Linked DNA regions of Mus musculus: region 2 is linked to region 1. Evidence: chromatin loops called from intact Hi-C (ENCODE). Cell type or tissue: gastrocnemius. All regions are shown on one strand. Links, peaks and the distances in the headings refer to the core of each region. The heading gives the core; the rest is flanking DNA. Region 1 has its middle 34 kb from the start of Esr1. Region 2 has its middle 87 kb from the start of Esr1.

The links. Peaks named below come from ENCODE experiments on the same cell type or tissue, not always from the same donor. Only the 100,000 strongest peaks of a DNase experiment are listed, where the experiment ranks them.
Region 2: it touches region 1 in a loop (2.7-fold over the local background); 3 of 42 quality-filtered maps call a loop at or near these places.

The regions. Positions count from the first base shown.
Region 1 is chr10:4,668,721-4,684,538 of GRCm38, forward strand. It overlaps a transcript of Esr1 not described here. Among named protein-coding and RNA genes, the nearest start is that of Esr1, 34 kb to the right of the region's middle. In gastrocnemius, for the core only: a CTCF peak has its summit at 6,466 (motif pointing right); a DNase peak (open chromatin) is centred at 6,460; H3K4me3 peaks cover 427 bases.
Region 2 is chr10:4,615,007-4,630,824 of GRCm38, forward strand. It overlaps a transcript of Esr1 not described here. Among named protein-coding and RNA genes, the nearest start is that of Esr1, 87 kb to the right of the region's middle. In gastrocnemius, for the core only: no CTCF peak of the experiment used is centred there; a DNase peak (open chromatin) is centred at 6,633; H3K4me3 peaks cover 1,443 bases; H3K27ac peaks cover 2,882 bases.

The DNA of each region.
Region 1 (15,818 bases), core at 4,197-9,196:
TAATCATCTCTATTATGTTGAAATAGAAGCCGGGTGGTATAGGGACTACTCAGTATTTCCAGGTTACCTCTAAGTTCACACAAAGCAAACTACCACCATGTCATCTTCATGCTTTGGACGGTTCCATTTCTTTATCTTCCTTCTTTCTTCCCCTTTACCCGCTTCCTTCTTCTTCTCCTTCTCCTCCTCCTCCTTCTTCTTTTCCTCCTTCTCCTTCTTCTTCCTTCTCCTCCTTCTTCTCCTCTTCTTTCTTCCTGTCTGTCTTCTTCCCTCCCTCCCTCCCTCCCTCCCTCCCTCCCTCCCTCCCTCCCTCCCTCCCTCCCTCCTTTCTTTCTTTCTTTCTTTCTTTCTTCTTATTTCCTTCCTTCTGACAGGGTCTTCCTTTATAGCTCAGGCTAGCCTCAAACTCACGGTGGCCTCCCACACACAGGGGTCCCAGTTGTGTGCCACTATATCCGGCTTCCCTTGGACTCCTTACTGATTTGTGCTCTCTCTGCTTCAGGGTACTGGTCTCTTTGGCTGCTGGTTGAGTGAAATGGATGTACCTCTGGTCCAGAACTTTTTCATTTGCTGTCTCCTCAAACACATCCCGTGTTCCTCTCTCTCCATAAGGTAATGATTCCAGTTTCACCTTGATGATTTTATCCAAAGTGGAAACTGTCTCTGTATCTCCCAAACTTGCTTTAGAATTCACTCTGTTCCATGTATTTATTTATTTATTTTTATATTTTGCTCACCTAAATTACACTTTTTAAAAATATATATATATAAACTTACCCATTACCCTAAAGTAGAATGGAACAACTATAAGGGCAGAATTCTGTTTTGTCCAATTATATGTTGCTAATATTTAGGACAGATGCTGGCACATAGTAGGCATTCAATTTATGTTTTGTTTTCTGAGTATTTTGAGAACAATACATGATACTTCCTTACCATAAATTAAATGTCATAATTCATTATCATTTGACTCAAGGAGAAGGAAGGGATGTGTGTGTGCAAGGGAGGGGGAGTTCGTGGCTTGCAGCCCTGCCCAGCCTCCAGGTTGAACTCAGTTCTTCCTGATCACCAGAGTGGGCTCCATCATCCCTTCTCAATCAAGCCTGTGTGCCTGAACACATCTTTTTCTAGTACTGAGACTATTTTATCATTCTGTCAAACACCATTTAAATTACAAAACAAGACTGTATTTCTTTAACTCTGACCTTACAAGACTCTCAGTTTTATAACTGTTTAGAGAAAATGTGGAAAGGTTGACTGTGTCTGCTGGCCCTGGTCATTTTATTACTCATCTCTATAAAGAGGTTTAAAAGCACATATTAAAAAGTTTCCATCTCTTTTGTCTCTTACTTTTCTTCTCATCTTCCTTTCTTGGGTTTCAAAGGGGCCAAAGCAAGGCCCTGTGAGTCTGGAGGAAATGCATGAGACAAAGCTGGGCCAGAGCTAGCCTCAGTCCTCAGGTCCTGACTTCAGAGTTACTGTCCAAATGACTGCCCTGTGTAGGAGCCAGCACATGAGTGCTTGTCATCGCCAAGCCCTCCAGCTGCTGTTCTGCCCAGCTGTCTCGTGTGGCCCTTTGCTTTTTTCTATTTTCCCAGATCTCTTTCCTCACATCCAGCTAGAGTGAGGCTAAGATGGAGGTCTAGATTCTGAGAACATGTGGTGCTGAGGGAATGCCTCTGGGTGAGGGGTGGAGAACTGGGATGGCAGGTAGCTTTCCAGAAAACCTGATATTCTAAGAATGACATCACCCATTTCCGGTACCGAGGCAAGGGCTGACCTTGAGGAATGTTTAAATGTGTTTTTAGACATAGAGGTCTTTTTGAGGGCTCCATGTTGGATAGCATTTGCCCTCAGCTGCATCCCCAAATGAGAGAGTCTATAAACATTTACGTCACCTGTTGGGGACCTCAGAACTGCCAAGTTTTGTACTCTCCTGAGTCCCCCAGAGTATTGCATGTTTGTGGCATCTAAACTCTTCATCATCTTGTGTCTTGACTATTTAGCATTCGTTAGAGACAAATGTATGTTAGAAATTTAGTAGAGATTTCTGTGCAATTTTGTTAGGCACGGGCTGACTTGTTTGGTGTTCCTAAATATAGCCAGCAAACGTGCTAAAATGCAAACTGCTTTATTATGACCCAGGCCTCACAGGGTCTCTATCAGGACTACTTAAAAAATATGCCTGTCACCTCTGTCCCTTTATATACATCTATTTAGGAACCTTCTACCAATTTGTCCTTTATAACTTGTTCTACCATGATTCAAGAGAAGCAACAGTAATGACATGCTTAGAATCAGAAAATTGTAGCGTGTTTGAGCTCCAGAGGATGTTGGAGAATGCCAATCACTTATCCTCCAGAAGGGGAAAGTGGGGTGAAGAGGGGTGGTGACTCATTCAAGTTCCACATTGATTTTCTGGCAGGGTTAAACATTTGAAGCTGCTTTTCCTAATCTCCCGTGAGTGTTCTTGTCATCAGAGAGAGTGAAAATGAAAATTACCACAAACCCAGGAGCAAGAGCAGCCACCAGAACAACAATGATGACAAACTCAACAAAGTATACTGTGTGGGTGGGAAAACCAAGCACAAAGTATATCTGAGATTTCCATTGCATGAGACAGAATGACCCATTTCATATGTTGGCATTGTGTTTCTTTAAAATGCTTCTGGTCATGTGTGTGAATGTGTGCATGTGGTCCCATGTCCGTGCCACAGTGCCTGTGTGGCAGTCAGAGGACAACTTTGTAGAGTTAGTTCTCTCCTTCCATGTGTGATCTTAGGATAGATGTCAGGTAGAAACCACCACCTGCCTACAAAAGGAAAGTGAGAGTATTTTGGTTTGCTTCTCTGGATGTTATTGTTGCTGTTGTGTTTTGAGTGTTTATATCACAGGTGTCTCTGTGTCCTGACAGAGATGTTAGCTTACTGACTGACTCGGTAGTGGTGTTACCCATTGCATTAGACGGGTTAAGAACAGAGCAAGGTTCACCAGTACTGCAAAAATGTACAGACATGTCATCTTGACAGCGGGTTGTTGCTTTTTATACTAGAAGAGGAGGGCTACTAGCTGGCAGAAAGCCAAGCCAAGGAAGTTAAAAAGAGTACAGTGGCTTTTCAAGACACACAACCTTCATTAAGTCACAAATTTGGCATATATGTAGCAAAAAAAAAAAAAAGTCTCAAAGAATAGCCAGACATCAAGGTGGGAGTTTTGGGGGTCAGACAGAAGATTAAAATACACTGTGCTAAGTACAATTTAGCTTAACCTCAGGGAACCAGCATGGTCTTGGAGAGACACCGAGGCCTGGAACATTACTAGAATTTTGGCAACGGAGAAAAGGGCAGCCATGTGGATGAGAGGACAGAGGGCAAGGTCAGCAGGGCAGCACACTGACTGCTCGGAGGTGGTTGCAACACCCAACACCCTCTTGATTTGCTTTCCTGGCTGGCAAGGAAGGAATCTAAAGTCCTACTCTGTGTTCAAGACTGAGTGACTCAGGAAGGGCTTCCAACAGTCTTGCTGTGTGTAGGGCTGAGGTGGCTCCTGGAAGGTAAGAATTTCAGTACGCACACAAGGACTGTCTTGGGCAAACAGACCCAGACGGCTGGACATGGTATCGTTATGTGGGGATTTGGTGGCTGAATCGAGGGCCTGTCTGATTGGTTTTGTTTTATTTTCCTGTTGGATAACAGGTGAACATGTTACCAATGGGATATGAGAAAGGAGGAAGGGGAAGCATGGCATTTGTAGATTGAAAAATGACATATTTGGTAACAGATATGTTCGTACTGTGGAAAAGGACTTCAGACATTGAGGACCAGGAAAGGACCCAGGAGAACATACAGTAGGTTCTACAATATAAAAACCAGTGAGAGATGGCATCTATCTATCTATCTATCTATCTATCTATCTATCTATCTATCTATCTATCAATCTATCTACCTATCTATCTACTTATCTATCACTTGTCTGACTGTATGTCTATCACTTGTCTGTCTGTCTGTCTGTCTGTCTGTCTATCATTTATCTGCCTATATTTGTCTGTCTGTCTATCTATCAATTGTCTGTATATCTATTACTTGTCTGTCTGTCTGTCTATCATTTATCTGTCTATATTAGTCTATCATTTGTCTATCTATCTATCTATCTATCTATCTATCTATCTATCTATCTATCTATCTATCTATCATCTATTATTTTTCTTCTATCATCTATCTATCATATCTATCATTTATTATACCCATTTATGTATCATCTATCATCTGTTGCATATCATCTATCTTCTATTTATCTATTGATATATCATTTATCTATCATATCTATCATCATTGTATATCTTCTATCTATCTCTCTCTCTCCCTCTCTCTCTCTCTCTATCCATCCATCCATCTCTATCTATCTATGTGTCTGTATATCTATCATTTATCTATCTATCACCTTCATGATTGATGTAGCTATGATCTATAGAAGGTATCAATCTGGAGCAATAATGCTGGAAATTTATGGAAGAAATGGAACAGGAAAAATTTTAATCGAATTTCTATAAAAAGGTGTTAGCAGTTCATTAATTCTGATAGAAATGATCATGTGATTGAATTCATTAAAATTAAATTTCCTACCACTTAAAGATATTCATTAGTTACAGTGATAATCACTGAAGATGGAATTAGGTTATTTCCTCTAAAAATTGTGTTATATTAACCTATTCAAACTGCTTGCTGCATGTTTTAAAAATTAATCTTCTTTCTAGGGAATGATTGCACAAACCCGATATCTCAGCATTCGGGGGTGGAGTTAGGAGGATCAAAAGTTCAAGCTTAGCTTCAGCTACCTAGTAAGTTTGAAGTAAGCCTGGGCTATGTGAAAGCCTGTCTTAAAAGAAAACAATTAATCTTCCAGGGTATAGTGGCATATGCTTATCAACCTAGCATGCAGAGGCTAGAGGATCAAGAGTTTCAACCTTGACTGTATTATCCAATGAGGCTCTGCCCATAAAATAAGATAAGATAAGATAAAAATAAAAATAAAATAAAGGCAGGTTCATTTTGAGAGCAAAGGCTGTTTGTAGACACAGTCGCTTGAAGTGACGGTGTTAGCAAAACAAACTTTACCTATCTCTTTCTCTGACTTCAACTCAATTAGAATGTCACTGTGCAATAGAAATATGTCAGCCACATGTCATTTAGGATGTCTTGGTGACTACATTTTATAAAAGTAAAAAAAAAGAGAGATACTAATAAATTGATCTTTATAATATATTTTACTCGAAAAGCACAGTTAAAGCATCACAATTTTAACTTGTAGTCATCATAAAATGATTGAGAATATCACTTCTTTTTTGCTTTGTACTGTCAGTAATTCCGTTTCCCAAGTCAAATGCAAAGTGTTTATTAGAAATGTCTGACTTCAATGGAGATTTTTAAAGTTAGGAAATTTGAAAAAGTAAACTAAAATATTGGAATTATTAGAAGCATATCTTAGTTTTTAAGTATTGTCTTGCATAACAGCTTGAAATCTCAAATTTACTTTAATAGCAGAACCTAAAGAGTTATGTACAGAAACTTGTAGTGACTTATTCAAGGGTTGGCACAGAAGGAAACCAGGTACCCGAGTATTGTAAGCCTTGTAATTAGTGTTTAATGGAAAGAAGAACACAGCAGGTGTCTCTTCATAAGTATATACACACATATATGAATAAATATGTATGTACATATAATGTACATACATATGTAATATGTATACACACAACATATATATGCCTATATATCTGAATATATATATATATATATATATATATATATATATATATATACACATATATATGTATATATATACATGTCAGATATATATCTGGTTATCAAGTGTTATTTACATCTGAAATGTTTGCTATGGCAATTAGCAGATACAAAATTGGATAAAATCTTACAAATTCTGCTATATTGATAAGCAGTTTTGTACCTTGAGTAGCAATGCAAGACATAGTGATAGATCTCACAATAGTACTGCTCTGACCTCAGAACCGGAATGTGGTAGCCGACATCCTTTAATTATTGAACACCAATTCCAAGCTAAATTTTTATCACAGGAAAATGGTCTGTGCTCAGAAAAGGTCAAAGGTCAACATAGTCTCTTGATCATGGTTTTGATTTACTTAACAAATAAAAATTCTATGTTGGCTTTATTATTGGGTTGAAAAGTGGTCTAATCAACTAAACTATTAGGCTTAAGAATAACACAGACTTGGCCAGACAACCCATATTTTAAGCACTTGCTGGCCACAGGTGGTTGGTGTATGTGAAATGGGATAGCAAGGACATAGGATCCACTAGGTTTAAGATTTTGAAGGCAGTTTTCGTTCCTCTGGAGGCTTGCCACTTCCTCTCCCTGCCCTCCCCACCTCCCACCCTTTCCTACAGACGCTAGTTTGGTCTTTTTCCTGTAGGTGGCAGCACTTTCTTCTTGACGGTATGAGTCCTTTCTCCTTAGAGTCCTGCAGTTTTCGTAGAAAGAATTATATTCTCTAGAAAATTCTTTGGAAGCATAAGTCGGAATATTGTCAGTTCTTTCGTTGTTCTGCCCACTGCTTCAGGAAACAATCCGTTTGCCTCCTCCCCGGAGAGGTGCTCACCGCTTGCTGGGTGTAGAGCGAGGTAGAAGAGAGGTCAGGCGTTCATCCTATCCCTTAGCATTTCCGTGATCTTTCCTGGGCAACCCCTCCCTCGGAGATCAGAATGGACAGGAGGAAGCTTCAGTCTCCCATGCAGAGACAGTATTATCCTATATTTTCACTTTCCACTCGATTTTGTAACTGGGTTTTTCAGAGTTCCACATCAGACATTAAGTGAACCTAATATAATATTTTTAAAATTCGCTTCTTTGCATTTAGAAATACCCTTCCCCATCACGTTGGCGATAAGATTAAGAGACCATTACGTAAGGAATAAAGCACCAAGGAAAGAGATGGAGAAATTCAGTTGGGTTTCCCTAGGACTGGCACACATGCATGCTTACCACAAGAGTCCTGTGTGGAACCCAGCAAACTGTTTGCCGATGTCACGATTCCCTTTGACTGACAGTTTTAAATTACAGGCTCCCTTTTCGGTAATTTTTCCTCATTCTGTTCCCCCAGCACAACCTCAATGCTCTATTTGAATTTTAATCATAATTTTTCTTAGTTTAGCTTCATGCCAACATTGTACTGTACCTGATATAATGAGTTTAAAGTGCTATGCTTTTGACTCAAGGAGAAAAAAAAATCAATGTTTTCTTAATATATTCTTTAATTCTTTTAAGCTTGAGTGTACGAGATGGACTGTTAATGGCTTACAGCAGAGAGAAAAGATAGGAAAGGGGAGCCGTCCATCCAAGCTTGCACATGCCGAGAGCTCTATTAGGACTGTTACCATATATTTGCTTATATTAACTTTTACAAACCACAGAGCACTTTATAAAATGAAGAAACTGGTCTAAGAGCGAAGCCATCCTTGTCATCTTGTAAATGACAGATTTGGCAGAGAAAACTCTGCTGAAGTCCTTTGATGGTTCCTGCTTTCAGTGGCCACTCCTGACAAGGACTCATTGTCTATGAAGGCACCAGAGAACAGAAAATACGGTGTCTGATTTCCATAATCTCCCGAGAGAGCGTCATTCGAAAGGGCCATGTGTCCTTCTGCTTTCTTACCTGTGTTCATCTCCAAAATGTAGCAACCGCTCAAAAATGCACTTTCACTTTTCTCTTTATTCTTAATAATCATATTCACCTTCCCATACACACAGTGCTCAATTTTACAACTTTCTTCTCTCCATTCATCAGGGTAGGACAGCTACAGAATAAAGGACTCTATAAACCTCAGCTTAAGACCAAGTTTATTCTTCTGTCATAGAAATTCTAGTGCAAACATTCCCCACCTGCTTTCCCAAGTGACTCTTTATACTGGGTGACTCAGGGGACCACACCCCTCATCTGGACTTAGTTTATGTCTTGGACCATTTGGACTGTCATGGGAAGGCTGTGAACGTCTTCCCAGAGTGGTGTTCCTAACTGAAGAAGAAGACCAGGATATAATGTTAATTTCAAATTAGTGGTAAGTAAATATATTTCAAGGAAGGATCATCAAGTATGCGTGATTTGAAAGACAAGCAAGGGAGAGACAGCTCCTGGACACATTCTTTTAACTGGACAAATTCCAGTTAAAAGTTAGGAAGAATGAAGACAGTTTTTTTCCTTATCCAAAGTTCATGAGACTCCCTGAACTGTACAGGCCCAAAAGTCCGGTTATTGATTATACAGTGACTAAAACTTTCTTACAAAGGCCTCAACTGGATCTTATACAAGGAGTCAAATGATAAGCCCTGTGGGACAATCGACTTTTTTTTATTAGATATTTTCTTTTTTTTTTTTAAATTAGGTATTTTCCTCATTTACATTTTCAATGCTATCCCAAAGGTCCCCCATATTAGATATTTTCTTTTTTTTTGTTTTTTTGTTTTGTTTTGTTTTTTTGTTTTTTGTTTTTTGTTTTTTTTTTGTTTTTTTCCGAGACAGGCTTTCTCTGTGTAGCCCTGGCTGTCCTGGAACTCACTTTTGTAGACCAGGCTGGCCTTGAACTCAGAGATTTGCCAGCCCCTGCCTCCTGAGTGCTGGGATTAAAGGTGTGCACCACCATGCCCGGCTCTAGATATTTTCTTTATTTTCATTCTATCAGATAGAAACACAAGAATTTTAGTTGTAAAAAGAAGTAAGGAAAAATTAAGCTCTTGCCAAATCCTATCCTCTTCACAGTTATCTCTTGAAGACCTTTAATGTGGATTTTGCCTGATTTCTTTGTATGGAGTTGTTTTATAGTTTTCAATACAGTGTATCACTTATTATGCTTTTAAAAATATTACATTTTAATTTATTGATGTTGCGTGTGCATTGCACGCATCAGAAGACAACTTGCAAGGGTCGGTTTTCTCATTCCACCATGTGGCAACTTTGGGGCCTTGGACTTGGGTCCTCATTCCTGGCAGCAGGTGTCTTAACTCACCAAGTAGCCATATTGTCAACCCTGAGTTACATTTCTCAACTTTTGATTACCTTATATATCCTTTTAAGTGTATCTCCTCAGCATTAATTCAGTGCAATGACATACAGTGTACATGTAATCACTGGAACTTATTCAAGTCGTTGTTTTGTTTTGTTTTGTTTTGTTTTAAATAACACATAGGTTAGGTCTTCACTTCCTCTGCAAAGACTCTGCCTGCATTTTGCTTTTAGGAGATTCCTAGAGCAAAGATTCCTGGGTCTAAAACTGTGCATACCACCAGCACACAGTGGGTAGTAGATAGACGCTTGTGTGTGTATTATCACTATTTCCTATTTCCATGATGCCTTTGCCAGGTTGTGGTGGTCGACACATACCAATCCCCACCATTTTAAACAGTGGCACTCCAGCTTTATGTATTACGTTTGGATCTTGCCAAGCCTATATATGGAAGATAGCAGAGGGAGCCTATGTTTTGAAGTTACAGTTTCATGATGTAGTCTTGGTTCTCAGAGAACCGATGGTCCTATTTAATTTACACAGCCTTCTTAAGCACCAGCCCAGTGGAGGAACATTTGCAGAGTAAGAAACGGAAATAAATGCAGTCTTTCACTCTGCCACCCCATGACTTTCACAGGAAGAATTCTTTCAGCACAAGTAAGCTTAAGGTTAAGTTTATTTGCAAATGGGAAATCCTTCTTCTTGGTAATCTTAAAGACTGGTTAGTATACTCAGTGCTCTCCCCAAAGCTTGTACCACCCCCTTCCTCAATAGCCTCCTGTTCACAAGAAGAGAGATCAGTTAGTGTGCACGTCAGCACACACACAACAAAGCCGAATTGTTTTTGACAATTAGAAATTCAGCTCACAAAGCAGATGTTCCAGATGTGGCGTGCAGCAGGCTAGAATCTCTGGCTGATTGATCCGTTGACTTAATGTTATCAAAGCTCTGGGTTGCTTTCAGCTTTCTACTCTGCTGTGTTCCCTGTATCTATTGTATCCCAGGTGGGGCCACCACACTGTCATAGGATGTCCCCACCAGTCTCTAGAAACATGGTTTTGGTTCACGTTCACAAGAGGACATGATTAAGTTGCAAAAAGCACGGGATGTTAGTAGTCCCATTTGGTCTGATGAATTCAGCTAAAGTGAAGTTCTCATCCCTGGACCAAATAATGGTCTGGATATATCAGAGTCTCCATCTGAAGACTTTACAGTCAGGGTGGTGCTAAGTTTAGGTTGCTATAAAATGTCCCCATGAAGATGTCCAAGTGGGAGCTGCATTCCCATGGCGACATTCCTGTCAGTCAGTGTGCTTCCAAGAAAACAAGATCTGGAGTCCTTTGAACAGGGATAAGAGATGGCTGTGAGATGTAAGGATATTTCTTAGAGAGGACTTGGAAATAAGATTTCTGGGGAGAACTCAGGTTATGTTGTCTGGGCGGACTAGAGCCAGGCAGTGGCATGTAGGTCTGTCAAAGAAGTTTTTGCTTCTGTGATGAGCTGAGATGATTTTTCGTGGCAGTCTAATGGATATGAATGCACTCTTAATTATTCATTTATAAATAAGATGATCATGGAACACTTGCCATATTTCTCACAGCTGAACTTAGAATGTTAATGAAATTAAAATTGGAAAACAATTCTGTTGGGAGAGATTTTATTATAAACATTTATTAAATTAGGGTAAAGCACTCTTGAAAATTTTATTATATTATTATTTTATGATATATTATTTTATTGTATGTAATTATAAATATGGTTACATGAATTGTGAGGCATAATTTTCACTGTTTTTTTTTCCAGAGACAGGGTTTCTCTGTGTAGCCCTGGCTGTCCTGGAACTCACTTTGTAGACCAGGCTGGCCTCGAACTCAGAAATTCACCTGCCTCTGCCTCCCAAGTGCCGGATTAAAGGCGTGTGCCACCACTGCCTGGCTAATTTCCACTGTTTTTTAATAACACTCCAGTTATTGCACATAATTGATATGTAACTGTAACTAATACTTAATTTAATATAACTATCACTAAATATAAAACTGGAGAAAAGAATATTAAATGACAAAGAAGATAGAGGATTAAGCTTAGGTCACCGGCTTTATGTGAGAAGTGATTTATCTATTGAATTGTCTCTTCAGCCTCCTATGTCAAACTCTTAAACAAAAATACCTTTGAGATAACTAATTTTGCATAAATGATCACGTTTAATTTTGTTATCATTATTCTAGTTGAGTCTGGCGTTTATTAAATATTCTATCATAATAGGTCCTGGACAGATGACAGGCAGGGATCTATCTTCATTACAAATTGCACCTGGAGATGGTTAGTTTGAAGCAAAAGGGAACAACAACAACAAAAAAGATGTGAATATTCAGAGTGGAAAGAAAAAAGTTTGAAGAAGAGAGAAAAAAAAAAGAGAGAGAGAAAGGGCTGGAAGAGGAAAACAGAACCAGTCAAAAACGTAAGGAAAACCCTCAGCGAGTAAGATTCCCTAGATATGTATGAATTCACCAGAGCTGTCTGGGGAAGTATGGAAAGTCACTGGGAAATAGTGTACAACTTATTTGCTTAAAATTTTCAGTTAATGCACTTTTGCAGCATTTTGCCGATAAACGACTCTCACTTTGCACTTTATTTCGAGGCAGAGCTGTTTTTCTTTGTCCCTCCTTCCATCCCTGGACATACTTTGTATTGCTCAAGAGCTATAGAATTGTATCCATGCCTATTGTTGCCCCGCTGACAGGAATTCACATAATTGAAAGCGTTTATCCTCTCTTAGTAGAAAAATTGAGCACTTGGACATAATGAAAGCCCCCATCGTTGTCCAAGGCACAGAAAATGCTGTTCCGTCAGCTTTGTTCTAAAGTTTCCACTTTCCCAGGACAACCTGTTGAAAATGGAGCCCAGCCCCAGACACTCAGGCATGTCTCGCTGCAGGCCTGGTGTCCAGGCTCACAGAGATATACTTTGCTACTTTACCAGCCATAAAAAAAAAAAAAAAAAAAAAAAAAAAAAAAGCAAAGCAAAGCAAAGAAAGCCCCCAGAGCCCCAAAGCCCCAAACAAAACCAAAACCAAACCAAGCCAAGCCAAACCAAATACATCCAAAGGAACAGGGAGTGGTAAGAAACAGCATCTTATGGAGGTACTAAAGAAATTTACAGTGCAGGTGTCAAATAGAGTCTCCTTACTGAGTAAGCAGAGGTGATTGCCACATTTAAATATGTATGTTGCCATATTCAATGGAGAACAGTGATTACCCCCTTGGAGTTAAGTTAGTAAAAGGTAGTTGAGGTTTTTTTGCTTGCACATTATTCTTTATCCCCTCTGTATTGTCTAAAGTTTTAAAATGAACAAGTGTTATTTTGTAATTAAAAAAAATCAACTGACAAATAACTACAGGGAGTAAGAAATTACTTGGAGTGGAAAATGTTTAAATAATTAATTTGTCAATATGCGGCTTGGCTATTATTTTCTTTTGCTAAATCAAAATTCCCCTGCCTTTCTCAGGAGGTTGCTTTGCAATGAGAAGGTAAACGTTTCTAATGAAATGAACAACTCCGCCTTCCCACCTCCTGCCCAAAAGCCTCAGGTTAGTTTTGTTAGCAATAAATGTTGCATAGCAGTCTTAATAGCAAACACAGGACTGTGGGTGTCTAACAGGCAAGCTCAATGGAAGCCATGCGTTTATAAACACCGACTTACCAAATTGAAGCAGGTAGGGATGCTTGGGACAAGAGGCATGAGGTACCAGGAGGGGTCTCAGTTGTACTGGGCACTGTGACATGGCACCTCAGATGTCATGAAGGAGGCGCCCTTCCAGCATGAGCCCCAACTAGAACTTCTCTGAATTTTCTCCAATGTACCACAAACCAGTAAGGTGAATTTTTCTTTTTCCTAATAATCTTTATAATGACTTTTGCAACATATTACAAAGAGTGGATTTCACTTGTTTGTCCATAGGCATATGCCCAAAGGCAAGGGGGTATACACTCATATACTCTTGATTTTGATTTGAAAGAAAATAGAAGCGATGGATTCTTCAGCTACTTATCAAAAATCATAAAAATTAAAACCAATATTTAGGCTAAGGTGGATTTATACGGGGAGGCATTTTTAGGGGGAACTTGAGGGCAATTTGGTCCAGAAAGACAGAAGAGACAGCGACTATGATTGTCCCGTGATGCTACATGCCAGCAGGCAATTCAGAATTGATTTCTGTTGCACGGGAAAATGAGGATTAACAAACCAATTATCAAACTTGAAATTCTTTTCAGATGCTCCACCTTACAAACATATTTGTAAATGCTAAAAGGCTGTTCAACAGGGAGGTGCCAAGGATAAAAGCCCTGGGTGGTTGTCAATAGACACATTTCATTTCTGTCCAGGCATATTCTGTTTCTCCTCCGCTCCTAAAACAATCCTCATTGTCTTTTCTCTGTGCTCTAATCAACTGTGTCTGTGAACTCTATTTTATTTTTCATTAGTTCTTTGAGAGTTCTATATAACATGCTTTGATTATATCCACCCCTGGCCTCCATTTCTTCCCTGATACATTGTTTTCTTCCTCCATTATCTTAGGGTATTTCCATCCTATGTGGAATTATGTCTCTCTGAAGAAGAGTTAAAAAGACAGGTTAAAGCTCTGAATTTTCCAGTATTACAGATGTGGCCTGATGTAGTGATAAGGTCTCCCCAGGAATTTGCTTCTCCCTGAAGACCTATAGGTAGTTAATGTTACTGGGGGATGAGTTCTTCAGTGGTATAGCCACTGGAAAGTTGTTCATATTCCTGTGATGGACTCTCCATCTATGTTCTGGTAAGCAAGCCTAACTGAACTCACTGGCGCCAGAAAAAAATAAAAGAAAAAAAAAAAAGGAAAATAAAACAATCTATGAAGGTGGAGAGTGTTCTAACTGGGAAGACAGAATGAGCTAATGTAGGACTTGGAGGGAGAAGAGAGGAGGTGCGGGTGGAGAGTTAATGTGACAAAGCACATTAAAAACATGCTTGAAAATGTCACAATGTAACTAATTATTATGTATCAAAGAGCATGTTAATAAAATTGTACATGGGGTGGGGGAAGAGAGGAAATCTTCACAGAAGTAATGGGGATAAAGTAAGGGATTAAGAGCTGGCCTAAGTCGATGAGAAAGGGAAATTTGCGACACTGGCATGCACCGGAAGCAAGTCACCGGAAGATGAAGGCAGGAGGCAGAGTGATGGTTCCACAAGCCAAGGTACACCAAAGACTGCCAGCGAAGACTCAGGATCCACAGATAGGCACAAAGAGAGGTTTTCATCACAGCCCCAGAAAGAACCAGTCATCCTAATGCCTTGACTTGCGACAGCAGCTTCTGGGACTGTGAGACAATACATTTGTGCTGCTTTTTCTCACAGCTGTAGGAAGCGAATATCTTCTCTCGTTTGTCCCACTACTTCAGAGCAAGCCTTACACATTCTTTCCTAGAAACAGAAAGTCTAGTGATGAAGAATGTTTGTGCACAACTGTAAATCTGAAGGCAACCTCGTGGTGGCAAGTGGAAGCCTTTATCCTTGACCCAGTTGAAAGAAGGGCCCCGGGTGGAGTTGGATAGCCTTCTTGGCAAGCAAGCCAATGATTCAGGGAACTGGGGTTGTGTCCTCATCCCACGTATCTCTGTGCAAGTAGAAACTGAAGCATCTCTCCTACTTATTTATGAGAGGTGGAAGAGAATGCTAATTCTTGTAGACCATTCAGATAGAGCTCAATTATCTTTAAAATGTCACCTCTTGTCTTGTCTACTGGCTGATGGACAAGGCTGTGGGGTACCAGTTGGAAAAGTGATATGTAGGACAATTTTGGCACATTCCTGGCCAAGAGGATTTTGTTTGTTTGTTTGTGTGTTTGTTTTTAGCAAGACGGTGGGTGGATTGGCACGTGATGTTTTGTGTGAAGTGAATATATGATAGATACCTGTAGAGCTGGGAAAAATTTTGACCAAACAGGGACAGTATAAGGATTTTTGTCGCCGCGCAGAAGGGAGCCTTCAGAAACAGCCTGCTCTATTTGATTTGCTGCAATGAATTTGGAGGAAACCGGTTTCATTTACTCAGCCGGCTGTAGAGAATACCTCTCATTTCCCTTGTGGACTTACTGCCAAACACGTGCTTTGAAACGGTGCCATTTGGGACGTATGGTGTCTCGGAACACAATGGATTTGGTGGTGGTAGGTGAGGGACAAGTACTTGTTTTGTGATAATGAATAACTGACATTTTGTTTGAAGTCATGTTGTTTGAAGTTTCCTGTCCCCAGCCAAGGCATCCTATGCCAAGAACTGGTAAGGGTTTCTGGATCACCAGAGACTCATTCGTCTTGGATGGGTAGTCAGCCTGTATGAGGTCTTCCTGTGCTAGCTGAAGGTGAAGGAAACTAGAAGGGATTCTTTGATTTTGCACACATACCGGGTGCAGTGGTACTGCCAGCTTGTATCTGTAGAAGGCTTTGATGAGCACATTGCTTACACACATGAGTCAGACGGTCTATATTTAGGAAAAGTCTTCTCTATGCAGTGGAACATTTACAGGTAAAACTGAAGGAAGCAGATCTTGCTAGATCCCCACTGGTGTATTAATAGAAGTAGCTGATTAGGTGTGGGAGCAGATAGAGTCACCAGTGACAACTGTCTAGGCAGAAAAATCCCATCAGTGGAGGCTGTGCTTTGGATCTTAAGTGTCCCTCACAGTCTCGTGTTTTAAATGGCTTTCCTTTAGCTGGTGGTGCTGTTTGGGGTTGCCGTGGAAACTTTAGGAA
Region 2 (15,818 bases), core at 3,713-8,712, 54 kb before region 1:
CTAAGTGGTTGGTAGCCCTGGTAACTGTCCTTCTCTGGAGTGGTGGCATTCCAGGTTCTTTTTTCTGTCTTTTGATTTCTTATTCCTCGGTACTTATTGAAGCATTTGCTTGTCAGGTGGCTATCAGCTGAACTCTCTAAAGGGATCTCCTCCTCACTCTCTTCAGAAGAGCCTCCCTAGTCCTTTTGCAGTGGGGGCCACATGCCTGAGCCCCTTCCTACCTCTGCGGTTCACTTAAGTAGTCTCATTGGAAAATTTTCTTTGATAATTGTGATAAAGAAATCCACAAGGAATTTTAAATCCCTCTGTAAGATGGCATCTGTCCTTTGAATTCTAATTTTTTATTTGCTATAACCAGTCATTCATTAGGTTTTGCTTTATTATAAAACCTTACAAAGAAAGGGAACTTAGTAAAGCTGGTCACATTGGGTAGTCAACAATCCATCTCTGCATCTGGGTAAAGCAACGGAACACCCGTACATTCCTGTCCATTAAGAGATGTTGGGAATCCCATTTACATGAAATCTTGCTACTGTATATTTTGGCATCAAGTTTATTCAGAAAAAGGGTACTTCTGTTTGACTTCCTTATTAAATTCTTAATTTTGTCCAAGAATGAGCACATTGCAAAGTTCTACTGTGGCTCATGAAGCTCTGTTCTAAAGGGTCTGCTGCGGACCCTATTGGAAGAGCCCTTGGTGCCAACAGGGGGCTTTTGCTCAGGGTTGCATTGTGGTATTCTGGGAAAAGCCTGGTACCCAACCATGTTAGATATGCAATGGATGTGTTTGATTGAACATGATGCATTCTTTGTGTTCTAGATGATTTTTTTTTTAATTGTCAAAAGTGGAGAGTTGGGCACATAGTATGATGTATCATTGCTGCAGAATAGCTATGACATACACTAATTGAGTAGAAAGTGATGGCTGCTTTCATAGAGATGAGCACCATGGTATGGAAGCACACAGAGAAGCTACTGCTGATTGGCACTCGGAGTTTGGGACAGGAAGTGACAGTTAGCCTTGACCCGGAAGGATGGGTATGTTGCCCTGGGAAGATGTTGGGGGTAGAAGACGCTAATCCAAGGAAAGAGACAATCACCTTGGGGGATCAGGAGTTGGTCTGACAGGAAGATAAGTCAGAAGTATGCAGGAACATGTTAGCAGAGAATTAGGACTGTGAAGCTAAATGTCATTTTAAGGTGTGAGGTTGCAGTGAAATGAGGCCTTCTCTTTGGAAATACTGTGTAGATTGAGGTTTTTAGTTGAAGAGTGAGCATGCCAATTTGGAGATGATTGGACTAGCTGAGGAGAGGTGAATTGCTAATTTAGAGTGAACAACTTAAATTGAGCAATTTAGCAAATCTTTTAAGGACCCACTTTTTGAATTATGATTATTTATGGGCGAGAAAAGACTTTGTCTCAAAAAATGGCTGGTAGAGAGAGGAGTTGGAGGGGAGTCAAAAGATATTACTGTAAAGTGAGCCTGGTGGTGCAAGCCTTCAACCCCAGCTACTTAGGAGGCTGAGGCAGGAGAATCACTAGTGGAAGGTCTACAGGGGTCATCTGATGAGTTCAACACCAGCTTTGAAATTTGGCAATCCCCTTCTCAAAAGAATCAGTTAGGAAAGGGTGAAAGATGTGGCTCAGCAGTAGAGAGCTTGCTTGGAATATGCAAGGTCCTATGATTAGTTTCTAGGAGTGAACATACATACAGACAGACACACCTATGCTGGGTATTTTGCTATCTTTATAATTGAAAGATGGATCTAGCAACTAACTGCCAAACAGATCCCAGAAGGTTTTTCATTCAGGGACCACTAGGGACTAAGCAGCACACTTTATATGTGCAAAATGCTTTTTCCCTGGGATATTTTTATGGCAAAAACAATCTTATTTGGATAGAATATAGATTCATAAGAAAATGCTTCTATTTGTATGACATGGAGACTGGTGCAATTATTTGCAATTTATACACACTTGTCAAATATGTACTCAAGTTCGTACTTTACATTTCGTACTTGAGCAGTCCTTTGACTTTGGAGGCCTAATTCCCTAGCAAGTGAATGAAGGCCTGGCATACTGGGTATGACCTCAGTGCTGGTACTGAGTCACGCTTCTGCGCCTCCTGTCTTCAGCCACCTCCATTTGGAATAGTGAGCCAGGACATTAACATATGTACTATTAGAGCCGTAGGTGCCTGTCTGGGAGTACAAGATAGCTGATGCCATTGAAGGCTTGCCTAGGGAAGGGAGCCTGTGACACCTCTCGCCACCACTGAAATGCTTCAGATGATTTGGAGCTGAACCCAGTGATTGGGGAGCTAAAGAGGAGGGGTGTAAGGAGATTGTTTTTCCCCTTTCTCTCTGTCTCTGTCTCTCTGTCTGTCTCTCTGTCTGTCTCTCTGTCTCTGTCTCTGTCTCTCTGTCTCTGTCTCTCTGTCTGTCTGTCTGTCTCTCTGTCTGTCTCTCTGTCTCTCTGTCTGTCTCTCTGTCTGTCTCTCTGTCTGTCTCTCTCTGTCTCTCTCTGTCTCTGTCTCTCTCTGTCTCTCTCTCTCTCTCCCTCTCTCTCTCTCTCTCTCTCTCTCTCTCTCTCTCTCCCCCTCTCTCTCTTTCTCATCCTTTAAAGGAGTATGGTACGGTAAAAGGTTAGGGTGACAGCTATGTAAGAAAACAAGGCAGGTGTCTGTTGGGGACAAAGGTTGGGAGAAAATGCTAAGCACATTCAGTAATCTAATTTAGGTTACAACGAATCTCAAAGGCTGCTGAGAGTGTCCCTTGGCAGCTGATGCCTGGCTTTCCTGTTTTGAGCAGAGAGGGGCAGGGAGAGGGTAACAGGGTATCACTCTGTTGGAGGGACATTGCTCATGTTGCTTTGGTGTCCTTCCCTCTAGTCCATTTTCAGACTTCACCAATCAAGCAAAGGGCTGCTTCAAATCTAGTGTGCAACCAAACCAAACCAAACCAAACCAAACCAAACCAAACCAAATCAAAACAAAACAAAAAAAGATTCATAGAAAAATGTTTTCTAGGAAAGGCAAAACCCAGAAACCAAGAGTCAGCTCACTGTAGCACTTCTGTTGCATAAGCAGGGTTCAAGTGCAGAGTATTAATCACTGAGAACAGTTCACAAATTATTTGTGTTCCGATGAGACAGGCCCTCAGTCTCCTTCCTTCTCACTGTTTGGACTTGGTCCATCTCACTCCTTCTTCAGCATTGAGAGTAGAAAGGACATTTAAATGTGCCAATTTTCTCCTTGTGGGAAGCCTCACTCATGTGTTGAGCAAGGAGAGAGATTTATATTGTTACAGAGAAGAAGGCTTGGGGGAAGGTTCAAGGCCTTAATTTGTTCATAGGGAATGCTATCATCTACCACCGTTTATATTTGAGACTTGAACACACCAGGCAGGTTGTAGAAGTAAAAAAGTGTGGCTAAAAGCCTGCACTTGACTTCTTCATCTAGTTCAGTTCAATTTATTGCCCCCCCCCCCAAAATTATCAAACCTATTCTCAGAGGAGAAGTATTTTCTGTGACCACAAGGAAACATCTGTGAGGTCAAACCTGAGCCAGTCAGAACATTTAGCATGTGAGGTTTAGATTTCAGGAGAAGAAAATTAATCAAGGAAACCCTTAAAGCTATGAAGAAGGCAAATCAGAAAAGTCTCTTATCGCTGGCAAGCTGAGGCTCTGAGTTCATATTAATTAAGACATGTCAGACTCCACAATGAATCAAGTAGGGAGTGTCATATTCTGGTAACTTTGGAAGCCAGTGTCAGTCCTGACCGCCAGGATTTATGGTAGATTATATAATGGAATCTTGAGTTCTGAGACATCAAAGGAAAGTTCTGGCTCTTTCCTCATGCACTCTCTTAGGTCAAGCCTACCCAGCAACAAGCCAAGCGGAGGGCTGAGCTCGTAGAGACTGCCAAACCTGATAATGCATAACTAGAGAGTAGCTATGGAGGGGAAAAATGTGGACTGAAGTCAGGTAAAGACTGCCAGGCAACTTGGTTAACGTCCACAGTCCAGTTCTGCTCAACAGCAGCCAATCGCTGGCTTTGTGTAGTGATTTAGAACCAGTCTAAAACACTAGGGCAGAAGAAGTAAACTTTATTACCAAGGTGGTTGCATGCTCGTGCAAACGTTCTCCACATCAGTATCATCTGTGATTGTGTCTAATTCTGAGTATCTACAGGGAGCGGATTTTACTCTCTTTCTTACAGGCGTGGGCAGAAGTGCTGGAGGAAGCCTGTACCATCTGAGGGAACACCTGGGAAAGGTTTCTTTCATTTTTCTCCCCTCCAGCGTACACACGCTCCCCACTGAAAGGCCAATGCTTTCTATCACTTGGGATTCATCAAGTTTATATGTTTGTATCATCTTAATTTTAGCAGGACACAGGAACGAAGTATATCAGCCTACAGGATGAGGTTTGAATTACTTTAGTTAACACACACACACACACACACACACACACACACACACACACACACACAAACACACACACACACACACACACATACACACATACACAAACAGTGGCAGAATCAATGTGGTGTTTTTCTCTTCTGTTGGATACGGAAACCACAAACTACTTAATTTGAGCAGGTGTTTCCCAACTCAAAATTACAGCCATCAACCCCTTGTTCACTGTAAACCTGTCAGGGTGAATTCATTTTCTAGTAGACTTCTCTCCCTCTCCCTCCCTCCCTCCCTCCCTCCCTCCCTCCCTCCCTCCCTCCCTCCCTCCCTCCCTCCCTCCCTCCCCACTCCTATTCTCTCTCTCTGGTTTTCCAAGACAGGGTTTCTCTGTGTAGCCCAAGCTCTCTTGGAACTCACTCTGTAGACCAGACTGGCCTCGAACTCACAGAGATCTGACTGTCTTAGACTCCTGAGCACTTTGATTAAAGTCGTGCACCACCACTACCACCCATCTCATGTGTTCTCCTTTCTTTTGAGAAAAAAAGTTTGTAAAAAAGACCCACTGTTTCTTGTAATTAAAAAAAAAAAGATATCTTAACATTTGAGACAGATGGATATAACCTGTACATTTTCACCTTGACATAACACTTAAAAAACAAAAACAAAAACCTAGGGCCGTTCCCCTCCCCCTTCCCCTTCTCCTCCCCCTCCCCTCTTCTCCTTTTTACTCTCTTCCCCTTCCTTCTTCTTCCCCTCACTCCCCTTCCTCCTTCTGTTCTCTCCCTTCTTCCCACCCCTTCCCCTACAATTTTCCTTCCCAGATATATATCGAATCCAGGGTCTGGCATCCTGATGGAGGTTGCTCTACCACAGAGCCACGCCCCCTTCAGGCTTGGCTGAAGCATCTTTACCTGCTATCAGGGAGACTCACCGCCTTGCTTACAATACAGACTGCCTGCCCTAAATAGAGATCCCTACCCTCAGTGTTTTTTTTTTTTTAAAGCTTTTAAATTGTATTTTTCTCTCTCACAGCTTTGCAATAGCTGTTAGTAAGCAAAAAAAACATTCCCTTCTTCGACGTTATGACCCTTTTCTTCTACTGCTAATTGAATGGCGTTGATAAGGAGCAACATGTGAATTCATGTTTAACCCTAAAATGGGGAGCAGACGTATGTATTTCCAGTTGCTACTTAATAATGGCCTTTCAGTAATTAAGAGCCTTCTCCTCTGAACGTAATTATTCAAAGGGACAGTGGAAGCTTTGTAAAAGAATGTATGCCCATGTAAGCAGGCGAAAAGTCATTTCACATGTATTGTGGACACCAGTCGTAACATGTTTTACTTAAAAGTTAGAACTGAAAAGGTCTTACTGACTTCCAAATCCATTTCTCACTTCCTCCATTGAGCATTTTGAACCAGCTCACAGCCCTTTTGGAAAGCCAGGTCTCTGTTACTACAAATGTCCACATTGTCTGCCCTGCCAGCTGCGTTCGTTAGCAGTTTTCTCCAGTAGCAGGCCATGTGATATAAAATATCGAACGTCCTCTGGCTTGTAAATATCATGTTAACCTTCAAAGCGTTCGAAAGCGCAGGAAATCTGAGTCAACAGAATAGTATGTAAGTTTATTTTTATAGAACCTGCCTGAACTGCAAGGGAGGGGCGGGGCGTGGACCCAGGCCTGCCTGCCAATCTGCGCTGCCAGTGAACTAAGCCTGATCCCACTGAGAGCCAGGCCAGCGGGCTTCGGTCAACTTGCTGACTTCCTACTTGCAGAACTGGGCAGTTCCGGGGAAGCACTTTCAGGAAATCTTCCGTTGACACCGTGTCTGTCCAACTGTGTAGGAAATGAAGGGTTCTAGCAAAGTTTTTACTCAGTGACTAATCAAAATATTAGATAATTTTGCTAAGCTGGAGCTTAGTCACTATCCTCAGAAGTGCTGTGGGACTTGTCCGGCAAGTCTTCAGGTCTATCTGATCAACCGTCCTCAGGCACAAGGGACCTTCTTAGCCCCTGCCTGGAAGGACGTGGCCGACCCCGGGCTGTTTAGGAGCACATACCCACTCCCCCACACCCCCAGCTCCTCTGGCTTATTAGTTTAGACAGTTAGGGTTCTAATCCCACTATGAGGAGTCTGAGCAGTGGTGAATCTGCCCTCCCGAAACCTCTGTGGCCTTGTGGGGATGGCTGCCGGTTGGCGTTTCCAGGAAGACAGCGCCTGCAGCTATTTGCCAACTCCATGTTGGCAGCTGGTTTGATTCCTCTTTTGGATAGCAAGAACAGCATGATGAAGAAAAGGCAAAGGGGAGGGCTTGGCAAACAACGTGTCCTTCATCTTGATGGGGATTGCAATGTGCAAAGTAGGTTGCCAGCCATACTGTTTCCAGTACAGTTTCCTTCCCCCCCTCTCCTCCCCATGTCCCTCCCCCTTTCTCTCTCTCTCCCTTTTCCTCTCTTCTTCTCCCCTCTTTCTCATCTCTGTCCCTCTCCCCCTCCCTCTCCTCTCTTCCTCTCTCCCTTTCCCCTCTCTTCCTCCTTTCTCCCTTCTCTCCTCCCTCCCTCCCTCCCTCCCTCCCTCCCTCCCTCCCTCCCTCCCTCCCTCCCTCCTGTGTGTGTGTGTGTGTGTGTGTAGTCTATGAACATGTCTGTATGGATATGTGTGTCAGTACCATACCTATGCATGAGGAGGTCATCTTAGTTTTTGAGAGGAAGTCTCTCACTGAATATGCATCTCACTGTAATGGTTAGAATGACTGACCAATGGGCTCCAGGGGCCAGGCCACCTCTGCTTCTTAGTGCTGAGATTGCAGACTCTGCACACATCCTTTGTGGGTGTTGGAGATGAGAACTCATGTCCTGTGTGACAAGGCCTTTAGCCGCAAAGCCATCTTCCCTGCCCTGTAGTTGTGTGTTTCTATGCACGTGACAGTCTCTGCAACGACTTCTATTTTTCTTCTAACTTTTTTTTCTACTTTTGAAGTCCTGGATTCAAAATTGATTAATTCCAGAAAGTGGGGTTGTTGCTAGGATTTTGATACAAGTCTGAAAATCAACCAACCAACCAACCACCAACCAACCAACCAACCAACCAACCACCAACCAACCAACCAACCAACCAACAACCAACCAACAACCAACCAACCAACCAACCACCAACCAACCAACTGACCAAAACCCACCAGGACTTGGGATACCATTGAACGCATCTCCCCGAATAACTGCCATTTCTCTTCTGTCACCAGAATCATCCCTCTTCGTGTTTGTTGGGGCTAAAAAATAACCCAGATCTTCTCTCTCCCACTCTTGCGTGCATTTATCTGTTAATGCTAAATTCTATTCTTAAGTAGAAACTCTAAAGGGCTGAAAAATAACATTTGAAGTGTATGTCAATAGATTAGCATGGAGCCCACCTGTGGGTCTGCTTCCTCCCCACTCTTTTAAAGCCAGCTTCCTGTAGGTACAAGGCAGTTCTTTAAAGTCCTGTTTTTCTCTTTGCTAGATGTGAGTTGTCAAATAGTTAACACCAGAACCAGGCTTTTATCACAGTGACAAATACCCTGAAAGAAAATTATTTTGAAGAAGGGAAACTTCAGTGTGGATCACGGTTTCAAATATTTCAGTCTTCTGTCCTGTTGTGGAATGTCGGTGTTGAGGCAGAGTGAGAGTGAGAGTGAGAGTGAAAGAGAGAGAGAGAGAGAGAGAGAGAGAGAGAGAGAGAGAGAGAGAGAAGCAGGGAGGGAGAGAGAGGGAGGGAGGGAGGGAGAGAGAGAGAGAGAGAAGGTAAGATGGAGCAGAAATGCTCATCTTGTGGCCTGAAGGCAGCTGAGGAAGAGATACAGGAAGGTGCTGGGGACAAACTTTATCCTTCTAAGGCATGGATCCAAATTCCTCCAAATGGACTCAACCTCCTAATCCCACCAGTTCCCAGAAACCATTAAACTGTGCCTCTAGCAAGAGATTAGTGTATTAGTGAGGACAGAGCCACCTCTATCTAGTGCCACAGCTGGGGACCAAGCCTTTAAGCCATGAGCCCTGGATGGGTACTTCATATCCAAACCACAGCTCTGTGCTTTGCAGACAGCAGCTCATTTGGCCTTTTTTTTTCAGAGCTCTCAGATAAGCAGCAGGATACCCCAGCCCCCCTTACTAGCATAGTAACCCTAGCTTCAGAGAGATTGTGTAATTCCCTGCAGATACCTTGTTGTGAATGAAGTCCATGATAAGGCTTGAACTTGGGAAGAACCTGCAGGCTCTTGGCCATTGTAAATCTGGGTTTTGGCTATCAGTGGAGACAGTACTCGGTCTGCTGGAAGAAATAGAAACACTACAAGGAAAGGAAAAAGTCTTGTCCCTGGAAGTACTTATAGTCGATCTAAAAGGGGGAGCTTGGATTCACTGTGAATTAGCGTTCCCTTCTCTCTGCTGCGGGGCGGAGTTCTGTGATTTCCTCTCCTGCTTTAAAGCCTGTCCACTTGGGCACTGAGTCTGAGCTTCTTCGTGCGGCTTTATTCCAGGTCATCATTCTGAGTACAGTTTCCTGTCTACACTACAGGAAATACTTAATTGAGTTGACATACATGCTATTTCTGTATCTATCTATCTATCTATCTATCTATCTATCTATCTATCTATCTATCTATCTATCTCTCTATCTATCTACCATCTATCTATCATCTATCTATCTATCTATCTATCTACTATCTATCTACTATCTATCTATCTATCTATCTACCATCTATCTATCATCTATCTATCTATCTATCTATCTATCTATCTATCTATCTATCATCTATCTATCATCTATCTATCTTGTATCATCTATTATCTACCCATTTTACTTAGCAGAAAGACTATTTCCCAGAATCTTCTTTCATTTAATTCAATTCCATGTCTGCTTCTCTCATGTTAGTGAAAATGTATTCCAGAATTTAGTTTCACACCTGAGAAGCCAAGGGACCTCTGACCAGTCAACTGTGGCCACACCTCAGCTTCGCTTTCCTAGTGAACTCTGACATGGGTTATTTGGGGGAGCTCTGGAAACCCAGGAATTAAAGATGGCGATGACTCAGCTGCACTGCAGAGGGAAGGATGAGCCACAACATTGGGAAACCACACACAAAGAGGCAAGAACCGACTGGGGCATTAATGGCTGTCCCTTTCTACTAACAAGCAAGCCGCCATTATGACTCCTAATTCTCCATTTGAGACACACCTCTATTCCTATTGGTACCTATTTGCTGTGATTTTTGACCCCCAGGCTCCAATTTTGTCCCTGAGTGAACTGCAACGCAGACAGTGTATTCCGGGTGTGGTTGCTGTGGGCCCTGCCTGGGTGTCTGGTGGCAAGGACAGGAGGTTTATTTTGTTAACTTGTCACTAGCAGGGAGCCAAAGGGCACTTTGATGATGGCTGATTGAACTAGAGACTGACATTAGTTTATGCAATTTATTCAGGCTCAGGCTACAGCACCATACAGTTGAGTATACCGGCTTTCTTCTTTGTTGACTTGACATGTAGTCATAAATAAGATAGGCCAGAATGTTCTGTCTGGTCTGGAGCTCTATGTATACAAATGGAGGTCTTAGTCATCTGGAACTTTGAATGCCATGATGCCAGAAAAAGTCAGACGCTCTGTGTTGGACTCTGTTAAGGACATGCCTGGGTATAGCTCTGTCTCTTTTGTCTTCTTGCTACAGCTTCCAGCCATTGTCTTCATCTCCATTTAAACCACAGTGTGCTCTTGTCTACCAAAGTGTTAATGATCTTTTGCTTCTACTTGAGAATTTCAAGTCTCTACAAAATAGTGTCCTGATGTGTTCTGTGTGATGTCATTCACGCAGAACACATGTCTTTAAATCACTCCAGCAACAGGAGGCTGCCTGCTGTACCTTAAAGTAGTACCTGTGTTTGTGGTGTTCTCTTCTAAATGCAGAAATGTGGCAAAAATCCTTTTATTGAATCAACCAAGAAAGCAAGGTCCTTCTGAGGGAGGGAAGAGTGGGAGGGCCGTGCAGGCCTGGCGGGGCTGCTGTTTACCTTGCTGGCGTCACTGTGTCCAGGTAGATTGGCTGGGATAAGAGCCAGAGTTTACAGGTTGTCCCAAGAGCACGCAGGGTCCCTTCCAAAGGCTTGTTTACCTTCCCACACTGTTGCTCTGTCAGTGCTCTGCTAGAGACCTTGCGACCCAGGAGGAACCCCTAGAGGGATGTGGCAGAGCCCTCACTTACACTGTAAGAATTTGTGGCTCTGGAAATCGAATAAATGATGAGAAAAGGCGTTGCTGTTTTTAGATGGATGCGTGGCCCCTCTGAGAGCTGTGGCCAGGGGAGCGATGGGCTTCTTTCACCTGTGTGAAGTAGCCTGAGAGACAGAGCACAAGGGACACAGAGGCAATGTGCCATTCTCTCAGGTTGAAGGAGCATCAGAGGAAGGTGGTGCCTCTGACCAATGAAATCATTGCCTTTTCTCAGACTTCCATTTAGAAATGATCATCTCGCTTTTCTGACTGTAGGATACCGGATATGTGGAGCCAGTTTACAGAAGAGAATAAAATTTGCCTATATCTTATCAGCCACAAACAATCATAAACACTTTAGTATTTTTTTTACGTTAGTATATTTTATGTTAGCCCTTTCTTCATATTATAGATAGGTATATATTTACATGTGAATACTGACCAACATAATAACGCTCTCATGTTTAGACAATGTGTTAATAAAATAAGTTAATGAAAATTCAAGATACAACATGATTTTAATTTTACATGCGACATAGAAAACATATAGCTATATAATATATCTGTATTATGAATACATGCAGACACAGGGCCATATTGTACACACTGAGATTATGTTGTATTTTGTAAACTTACCTCACAGTAGAATTTGTTTGGTTGCTTATGTATTTTCACAAGCCTGACTCGCTACATCTCTATCTTATTTCTTGAAAGCAATCCTTAAAAGCAAAAATACAGTATCAAAAGGGAAACTTTAAAAAAGCAATTATCTGGGATATTGCTAGACTTTTTTTTTTTTTTTTCCTCTTCACTTTCAGAAAGTTATCATACCGCAGAGAGTCACTAAAGAAAAAAAAATTCCAAGTGCTACTCAGAGGTCAGAGCACGTACTGCTCTTTCAGAGGACCTGCTTTGCTTCCTACAACTGCCCACAACTGCCTATGATTTTAGCTCCAGAGGATCTGACGCCCTCTTCTGGCCTCCATAGGCACTGCACCGATGCGCACAAACGCACATATAACATATCTGTACTATGAATACACGCAGACACAGGGCCATATTGTGCACACTGAGATTATGTTGTATTTTGTAAACTTACCTCACACATATGCACACAATTAAAAGCTAACAAAAATTTCAAGCAAAAATTTTTCACTATCCCACTTAGAAATAAAATCTCCACTTTATTTAGCTGTGCCACCAATGCATGAAATTAGCCAGTCACACTGTGTTTCTGTGTACAGAGTCTAGTCTTTATATTTTGTTTGTTTCTGTGCCATTCATGTTTTCTGTTATGCTGCAGCCTTTTTTTTCTGTTTTTGTTTCATTTTTTTATTCTTGTATTTTAAATTTATTCTCTGGTGATTTCATACATATATACAATACATCTTGATCACACCTACTCTCGGGTCCTGTTGGCAGTTTCACCTCAACAGGTTTCTCTCCTACCTACATGTCCTCTTCCATTTTAGGGCGACCCATGGAGTCTGATCAGTGCAGCTCGCATGAATATGGGTGTGGCTTTATCCTGTGGCGTATGGGCAGCCTATCAGTGGCCGCACCTCTCAAGGGAAGGAACTCTCCTTGCTGGGCGGTGGTAGCACAGGTTTTCATCCCAGCCCTTGGGAGGCAGAGGCAGGAGGATCTCTGTGAACTTGAGGCCAGCCTGGTCTACAGAGCGAGTTCCAGGACAGCCAGGGTTACACGGAGACCCTGTCTTGAAAAAGCAAAAAGCAAGAGAAAAAAGAAAAAGGACTCCCCTTTCTTCAGCCAGCAGCCAGCATTTGCCACCAGCTCCTCAGCTAAGGGCGCGTCCTCAGGAGCCCCTCCTCTACTTTTGCTGGCATGTTGAGTGGCTTGATCTTGTGAAGGTAACCGACCACAGCTGTTGCGAGCTTACAAGCCCTGCCCTGAAGATAACATTTGCAACAATCCTCTCCGTGTTTCAGCTTTTACACACACCTCTTTATCCAAGTTCCCTGAGCCTATCCTATCAGCGCTGAGCACCCACAGTTATGTATTCTCTCAGCACTTCAGCCAGTTCCGAGTCTCCGCAGTGACTGCTGCCCGCAGCAAAGAAACCTCTCCAACTATAGTTGAGAGCAGCCCTAATCTATGGACCTGAAAATAAATGTGTAGAAGGCAGTTTGTTTGATCTTGTGTTTTTCCTTTCTCTTTAAAAATAATGTTACCACTACAGATATCCCCAGACACTTCTTAGCTATTGTGATTTAGTTTCATGGTAAATTCCCAGATGTTGAACTACTGGTTCAAAGTGTGTGTGTTTAAAATTTAACGTTTTTTCCCATTTTATTTTCCAAAAATATTATAGTAAATCTACTATGAATGTTTGAGAATATCATTTTCCTTACATTTCTACTAGCACTTTCCTTACCTAAACGAACAAGCAAACAAACAAACAACAACAAAAACCCCAACCAAACCCTAGAGTTTTTCTTTTTTCACTATAACTTTTTGATAGTCTAATGGGTGTTATTAGCACACATTTTTATATTTCTTGTTTTATCAATGGAGCTGATACCTTGCACACTACTGTTCTTCTGGATTCTGTAACTGTCAGTCACTTATGTGAACCCTAGACCCCTTTTCTCCCATATAATTGAATTTTTCTAACTGATTTATGGATGTAATTTGTATATGTTTGCATACATTTGCATATATATTTAAACTATCAGACAAACTTGTACTTACAACATGAAACATTGTGTTAAATTGCATTTTAGTTTCATTTATTATAATTATTCTTAAAAATTCATGTGTTTTGTGTTTATGTCATCTGCCCCTTTTCCTCCATAATGTCTTAAGATATATGTAGACTATGAGATGAAAACAGCTAATTAATACATGCATTGTCTCACAAAGTTTTCAGCCTTGTGGTTGTGTTTCTTAGTATTTTCTGTGAATGTATTTATTTTTTTTTTTTTTGCTGAATATGTAAGAATACATGATAGCAAACTAAGCAACTCCTTGTAGTAGTCACTTGATGTTTTATTTAAGATTTATTTTAATTATGCAGATGTGTGTGAGAGAGAGAGAGAGAGTGAAAGAGAGAGGGGAGAGAGGGAGAGGGAGGGGGAGAGGGAGGGGGAGAGGGACTATGTGTGTCATGTCTCTGTGTGGGTATGTACACATCAGTACAGATTTCCATGGAAGCCAGAAGGGGGCATCAGATGCCCTGGAGCTGGAATCACAGATGTTTGTGAGCTGCCCAACATGGATACTGGATCTGAACTAGCAGAGCAATTAGTGCTGTGAACTGCCGATTCTTCTCCCTGGTCCAAGACTAATGTTAATACCTCCAGTCCTTATTCTGTGAGATGGGTCTCCTGAACTTGTTTGCCTAAGTGAAAGTTTGCATTCTTTCCCAGCATTCCCTACACCTCTCTTTCTTACCTGGTGACAATCACTGATGATCTATTTCCTTTATCTCCGAGGTCAACAGTTTTAGATTCCATATGTGTCTATGTTTGGCTTATTTCCCTTAGATATCTAGGTTCATCTTCATCTTTACAAACGGCAAGACTGCCTTCTTTATAGCTGAATAGTATTCTATTGGATACATAAATGAAATTTCCTCTATCTACTCATCTATTGGTAGACTTTTAAAAAGATTGAATTTGTGTGTGTGGGAATGCCTCAACTAACACAGGGGTGCAAATATTTCTTTGACATGTTGACTTGATTTTCTTTTTACAAACACCCAGTTGTGTAATTGCTAGGCATAAGTATAAAAGTAATTCTACCTTTAGCTTTGGGGCAACTTTCCATTGTTTTCTGTAAGACTTATCCTTATTTATATTCTTATTATCAGAGTTCAACACATTGTGTGCTTTCTTTCTGATAAGAGCTATTCTGAGAAGTATGAGCCATGATTATATCATGAAGTTTTAATTTCCATTTCCTTGCTGGGAATGTGCTAAAACAATTTTTCTGTAGATGTTTTCACATTAGTTGCTATTTATCTTTCTATGTCAATAATTTATATCTTGCCTTCTTATTATAATTATATACAACAAAAAGAAATTTTATTTTATTTTTACTGTTTGGCATTTTTATTTTGGGAAGTGGACCCAGACTCACATAAATGCCAGGGAAGTGCTGCAGCACTGATTGACAACCCCAGTGCTAAAAACCTCATTTATAACGTGGATCCTGTCTTTGTAGCTGTGGATTCTGGGTCTTGTCCTACTTTGAGAAATCCATTTTCATTAAAAAATATCCAAAAAACTAAAGTTTCTACTTTCTCTTTTCCTAATCTGAACATTTTATAATATTTTTCTCTTTTCCTAATTCACTACATTTTAGTATATTTTTACACATGGGTTTTATTTCTATTTAAAACTGGAAGATTCAACCTCCCCCCCTCTATATGAATAGTATATTTAAACATCACATACAAATCTTTGCACCTTTACGCTGAAGAATTAACATGCATAGGTATTTGTTTTCAAATTCTTTTCTCTAGTCATTTATCTATTTCTCTCTTGTCAGGCTTGGAATATATTGCTTTTTCTTATAAGGACTTTTAATGGCTACTAAGGTTTTGCTTTCTATTTTGCATAGGGGCATTGAATCCAGAATGTCAGGAATGCCAAGCAAGCGCACTATCTTGCTTCTAAACTACCTACCTCTCTAGCTCACACCTATTGAATCTGATACCAACATTTGTGATAACTATTGATACTTTTGGTTCACACTATTTGCTTTATGACTGTAATAAGCATAAATATTTGTCCCAACTTCCAATGATTTGGTGGCTTCGTGCTATGAACCCCTTACCCAAGACTTAGTCTGTCTTTATGTTGTTTAGATTTTTAGGTTATTCTCTACAATTATCTTTTATGCTGCCTATGTTTAGAGTAAGAATATGTCAGTAGGAAGGTTCACACTTAGAGGAACTGTATTACGCTATGAACATGGACTGACATTGGTCATGTTGGTTTTGAATTTTCACTTCTTTTGTATCTTGATGCTTCTGGCATTTAATGTTGATCTTTTTGTAAGAAATCACTACCTTGGCCTTTTTAAATGGGTGGCAAATCACACGTACAGTAGCCGTGATGGTTAGTGCTGTTATGGACTGGGCAGAGTCTGGAATCACCTGGAAGGCATGCCTCTGCCCATCCATGCCTCGGGGGTATC